Regions from separate parts of the Homo sapiens genome. Here region 2 is linked to region 1. A link is a loop called in an ENCODE intact Hi-C map of the cell type or tissue named here. Cell type or tissue: OCI-LY7. All regions are shown on one strand. Links, peaks and the distances in the headings refer to the core of each region. The heading gives the core; the rest is flanking DNA.

Region 1 (2,916 bases), core at 136-2,635:
ATACATTTCTAACATTTTCTTTACTTGGATTTTAAAAAGCAAAGATGCCTTCTTTCCTCAGCTGCCTCCTCACTAAACGTTTCCCTGGTGAAGGTAGAAGCCTCCAGGGAATGAACTTCTCGGGAGATAATGACATCAGTCTAGAAATATTCACACTTCCCGGACTGGGTGTGTTAGTGGTGAGGGTGGGGCTGGGTGTGTGAACCAATCAGTCAGGGAGACCACAGGGCTGGGGGCGCGGGGGGAGAAAGCTGAGGAGACAGGCTGGAAAGGAAGCATTAGATGGGCACAAGGGAAGAAGTTGGGGCCCTATATCCCTGTGGCAGGGTCGCATAGAAACAGGGCCTAGGCTGGACGTGGTGGCTCACACCTGTAATCCCAGCACTTTGGGAGGCTGAAGCAGGGGGATCACCTGGGGTCAGGAGTTCAAGACCAGCCTGGCCAGCCCCACTCTACTAAAGACCATCCTGGTGAAACCCCGTCTCTACGAAAAATACAAAAATTAGCCAGGCATGGTGGCAGGTGCCTCTAGTCCCAGCTACTCAGGAGGGTGAGGCAGGAGAATCTCTTGAATCCGGGAGGCAGAGGTTGCAATGAGTCGAGATTGCACCACTGCATTCCAGCCTGGGCGACAGAGTGAAACTCTGTCTCAAAAAACAAAAAACAAAACACAACAAAAAACAAAAAACAAAAAAAAAAGAAAAGAAAAGAAAAAAGAAGCAGGGCCTAGCACTCAAGGTCTCCATCATCTTATTTTGTTGGGGTGGAGGACAGGGAGAAAAGGAGCTGGTCAGACCCGTTCACGTTCAAGTGGCCACAGGACTCTCTGGGGTGATGGAAAGTTTTCCTCAGAGCTGGAACCACCCTGCTCACGGGGAATAGACCCAAAAGACTTCCCAGGATCCTGGGTTCTGATGCACTGGGTCTTGAAGGTTGGCAAGTCCTCACTCTTCAAAGTGTGGTCTTGGACCAGCAGCCCTGGCATCACCTGGGAGCTTGGGTGCTGTGCAGAATCTCATCAGATCCGCCCCAGAGCTGCTGACTCTGAATCTGCACTTCAGTGAGATCCCTGGGGAACTCAGAGTGCACTGGAGTTTGAGAAGCATGTCTGCAGGTGGCTCTGCAATATCAGACTTCCAGGTTTTAATCACAGGATGTTTACTGAACCGGGTGCATGTGTTATGTAATTTTGTGAGTATGCACAGAGGCAAGATGCTAGTCCATACGGTAAACGACTAGAGCATTGGATAACACTCACGATGTCAAGGAAAAGTTTTTGTTTGTTTGTTCATTTTGAGATGGAGTCTGTCTCTGTTGCCCAGGTTGGAGTGCAGTGGCGTGATCTTGGCTCACTGTAATCTCCGCCTCCCAAGTTGAAGCGATTCTTCTTCCTCAGGCCCCCGAGTAGCTGGGATTACAGGCATGCACCACCATGCCTGGCTAATTTTTGTATTTTTAGTAGAGATGGGGTTTCACCATGTTGGCCAGGCTGGTCTCAAACTCCTGACCTCAAGTGATCCACCCACCTCAGCCTCCCAAAGTGCTGGGATTACAGGTGTGAGCCACTGCACCTGGCCAAGGAAACAGTTTTATGGATGGTTTATCCCTCACCACAGCATGCAGGACAGGGCCACTGGTCCATTAGGGACCCACAGATCATCTGCTTGTGGTCTCCCTGCCTGCCCCTGCCCCATCACTGTGCTTCCCAAAGTCCGCAAACCAACACACCTTCACTCTTCTCCTAGTCTGTCTTGCAGCCAGGTTGATTATGTTTGCCTTTTCAGAAATGTGCTGCTTCTTAATGATAAAAAATTAGGACATGAAAGGAAGGGGCAAAGGTGAAGAAGGTGACCCAGATGAATGACACACTCGATGTCACTGTTTAAACCACATTCCCTTGGGTGGAGTGTGGTGAGGCCAGTGCAGATGGAAAGGGGGAACCAGGAAGAGTTTTCAGTGTTGTTACTCACAGCTTCCTGGGGAGAACACAGCCTAGCACCGAAGGTTGCTCGGGAAGTGGAGGGCAAGTAGTTTCTACCGGAAGGAAACGGGGGGGCAGCCAGTTTAGGATTGACTAGTTTGAATAATTTCAGTGGACTGTAGGGAGTTGAGGCTGTCCCTTGTTTTCTGGTACCTGGCCCTGGGGTGATCAGAACAGAGGAAGAGTGACCCTGAGTGTGAGAGCCCCATCAGGGAGGTGGTTGGGGGTGTGGACGTAATCAGTTTCAGGAAGAAGAATGGACCTGCCTCTAACCGGGTCTCAAACTGGGTCAAGACAATCTTTGAAAAAATTGCAATACAGTCAGGCCCCAAATTAAATTTGTTTCCGTGTTTTCTCATCCAATCCTACCAAATGTGTAAGGCTGCTCCCAAATATTCTGGTTATTGATGGCATAACCAGCCACCCCCAACCTTAAGAGCATAAAACAACAGCATTTATGATGCTCACCGGCTCCGTGGGACAGGAAGCTGTATGGATGGCTCTTCTGGCTTGATTCAAATGGCTGGAGCTGGGGCTGAAAGAGCCGGGGCTGAAAGAGCCAGGGCTGGCATATCCATTTACAGGGTGGCCTCTGGCCAGCTGAAAGATGGGCTTAGCTGGGGTTGTTGATCATAGCGTTGACATGTGGCCTCTCCAGCATGGTGGTCTCAGCACAGTGAAACTTCTTGCATGGAGGTGGAGGGTTCCAAGAACACGTGTTCCTAGCCACGAAGGTGGAAGCTGTATGGCTTTATGGTTGAGCCTCAGAAGTCACATAGTGTCATTTCCACCCCAATCCTTAGGTCAAAGAAGTCATTAGGCTCCTCTTCCAACTACAGATTCAAAGAGAGTGCACAGAGACTCCACTTCTCCTGGAGGGAATGTCAAAGATCCTGTGACTATGATTTTAAAACATTGCACTGCATTATAGAAAA
Region 2 (2,916 bases), core at 271-2,770, 340 kb after region 1:
ATCAGACTTTACATGTGGAAGGGACCTTGAAGAGCATCTACAGAAGGAAATGCAGGCTGTCGGTCACACAGCTAGACAATAATAGGATTGGGACCAGAATGCAGGCCCTGCCTCTTGATCCAGGACTTGTTTTCACTGCACCCTTGACCTTAAGAGGGTGATGGAGTAGACCTAATTCCTCCTAAACCAGTCATTTATAACTTCCTCTGACCAACATCCAATCACGTCAAAAGAGAACAAGAAAAAACAAACAAACAAACAAACAAAAAACAGGTGGAAACTTAGTCCATTACTTTGAGATGGGATCTGACTGTTTTTTCTCTTTATACAGAAAATGGAGTTATCATCATCACCTCACTAAAATGTAAGGTCCATGAGAACAGGGACCACATCTAACTTATTCATGGTTCTCTTGCGAGCACTTATGTGGTGACATATTTTTGGGTGCTTTTTATTTATTTGTTTTTGTTTTTACTGACCACTATTCAAACACTCTATTTTGAGGTGACTCCCTAAAGTGTGCAGTACAGGTGAAATGCAGTGCTCCTTTCTCAGTCCCTGGCGGCCAGGACTCTAGTATATGCTCTAGGAGAGGTCACACCCTAATTGGCTCTTGTAGAAGTGACACGAAAACATAGGACAGTGTGGACGTTACTCTTGGCTGCGGCAGCAGCAGCAGAGACAAGTGGGTCAGCAGAGGCTTCCTAAACCAGTCTATTGCAGGGCATGATCTTGGCTTTGTTCCTATTCCTAGTCTCCCTTGGAACTAGGAATTGGTTCCTGCTTCACTCTCCTGCCTTCCTATCACTTCTTCCTCATTTATTCTTCCTGAATTATTTGGTTTCTTCCTCAGACGTTCTTTCCTACTTTTTTGTCTAAGGCAGCTTCTGTTGCTTGCAACCAAAAATTCTAATAGGCACATAGTAGGCACTCAAATAAGTCTTAAATGAAAATAAAATTAATGAATTATTATCATAATTTTTGTAGAACACTTCACAATTTCCAAGCACTCTCTCGTATCCTAATTACTGCACCTGGTCACTGTCTCATTTGTCTTCCAGTTAAGTTATAATATTTAACAAGGGCAAATCCTTCTTGATGCAAGAGTCAAGTTAAAGAAAATTTTAAAAATCTAAACCAGGCTTAGACGTGATTTTTTCCAAAGTATGCTACGCAATCTCATGGTATTAGGTACCACTATGAATGGTATCATTTAAGTAAAAAGGAAGCCCTAAAAAATGAAATTTAGAATACCAACTGGGGAGTAAAAGCTGGAAAGTATAGGGCATGAAATAAAGTTTAAAACTTTTTGAAGGAGGCTGGGTGTGGTGGCTCATGCCTGTAATCCCAGCACTTTGGGAGGCTGAGGTGGGTGGATCACCTGAGGTCAGGAGTTGGAGACCAGTCTGGCCAACATGGTGAAACCCCATCTCTACTAAAAATACAAAAATTAGCCAGGCATGGTGGCACGTGCCTGTAATCCCAGCTACTCAGGAGGCTAACGAACGGGAGGTGGAGGTTGCAGTGAGCCCAGATTGTACCACTGCACTCCAGTCTGGGCAACAGAGCGAGACACTGTCTCAAAAAAAAAAAAAAAAAACTTTTTTAAGGAAATTTGATATGCAAATAGTTGCACAGAAGAGATGTAGAAGTGATAACTGAAACTTCAAATATGAGCTGGCATTCGCCAGATGAAATAGCATCAAAGAGCTCTAGAAAAGAGCACTGAAACTTCAGATAGGAAGTTCACCCACCACTCTACCAGGTGCAGTGGGGTAGAAACGGTTCAGTGTAGAGGTCTAGAAATGAGCACTGAAACTTCAGATAGGAGCTGGCATTCACCAGGTACAGTGGAGGTAGAAGTGGTTCAGACGCTGAAGGAGCAACATCTACAAAGGCAAAAACTATGTCCCTTCAAAACACAAAGAATATTTGCTTTAATCATATGGCTCTAACCAAGGGGGGGAGGGTTGTGAATTCTTAAAAATATCTTCACCCACCCCATCTCACTTTACTAGAAATTGAAGTCAACCATAACCCACACCGTTCTCCAAGAATTAAATGGGAAATTTTATAATTACAAATGGTATTTCAAAACTTGATGTTTCAGAATTCCCTTAATAATTCCACTACCTTGTTATCAAATTATGTTGATAAGGTAAAGAATTTGACACAGGGCATCCTATTTGGTCTCTGTCAACACGAAGCCCCCAAACCAGGTTTCCTCAGTCTGATAGTTGGAAAACAGTTACAAAATCCATTAGTCCATCTCAGTAAGGGAGAGAGGAACAGCCATTTTGTGTGCAGTGACCTATCCTCAGCCCCATGGACTATGTAGCAGGAGATGTAGTGGCGAGGTTCCTTTTTTACTCTCTATATCTGATCTCCAAGGAGTCAGTGCTCAACTCTTTCCAGGATAAAGTCTGAAGAACACATTTCACCAATAAAAAAAGATAGTAAATACTTGAGTCGTTTCAGAGAGAGAAAAATATGAAACACTGAAGATGAAGCGCTTAAATCTTTAATGTTTTTGGACAACACAGTCTATATGTTTTCTGCATAATGTATCATTTCTTTAAACTATAGTATTAAAAATAATTTCAAATTGTAATGAAAAGTCATTTGGCTTTAAAACCACCCAGGAAGAGGATATAAAATGCGTATACCAAAAGACTATGATGCGGCTTCCAGTGTTTTTCTGATATAGATCATAATAATTTAAAAAGGCTTTTGTCAGGCTGTCTGAATACATCAAATACTTTCTCATTTCTGTGTCGGCTGTGAAGCTCTAACTATAGTGGCTTCTCTAGCAGGTATTCTCCGCACAACTGTGCCAAATCGTTCTGAGGACACCCAGATTCTCCTCCTTCTCAAAACAGACATTCCTGACTGGGTCCTAGGGCAGGGAGAGGGGCG

Evidence for each region. Hi-C counts contacts between places; a loop is a spot of excess contacts. Peaks named below come from ENCODE experiments on the same cell type or tissue, not always from the same donor. Only the 100,000 strongest peaks of a DNase experiment are listed, where the experiment ranks them.
Region 2: a loop joins it to region 1, with 2.5 times the contacts of the local background. A loop is called at or near these places in 1 of 110 quality-filtered maps.

The regions. Positions count from the first base shown.
Region 1 is chr18:57,088,001-57,090,916 of GRCh38, forward strand. No RefSeq gene overlaps it. Among named protein-coding and RNA genes, the nearest start is that of LINC-ROR, 17 kb to the left of the region's middle. In OCI-LY7, for the core only: no CTCF peak of the experiment used is centred there; a DNase peak (open chromatin) is centred at 1,081; H3K4me3 peaks cover 308 bases.
Region 2 is chr18:57,424,628-57,427,543 of GRCh38, forward strand. No RefSeq gene overlaps it. Among named protein-coding and RNA genes, the nearest start is that of ONECUT2, 9.3 kb to the right of the region's middle. RefSeq lists a silencer at 1,778-1,827. In OCI-LY7, for the core only: no CTCF peak of the experiment used is centred there; a DNase peak (open chromatin) is centred at 1,714; H3K27ac peaks cover 1,469 bases.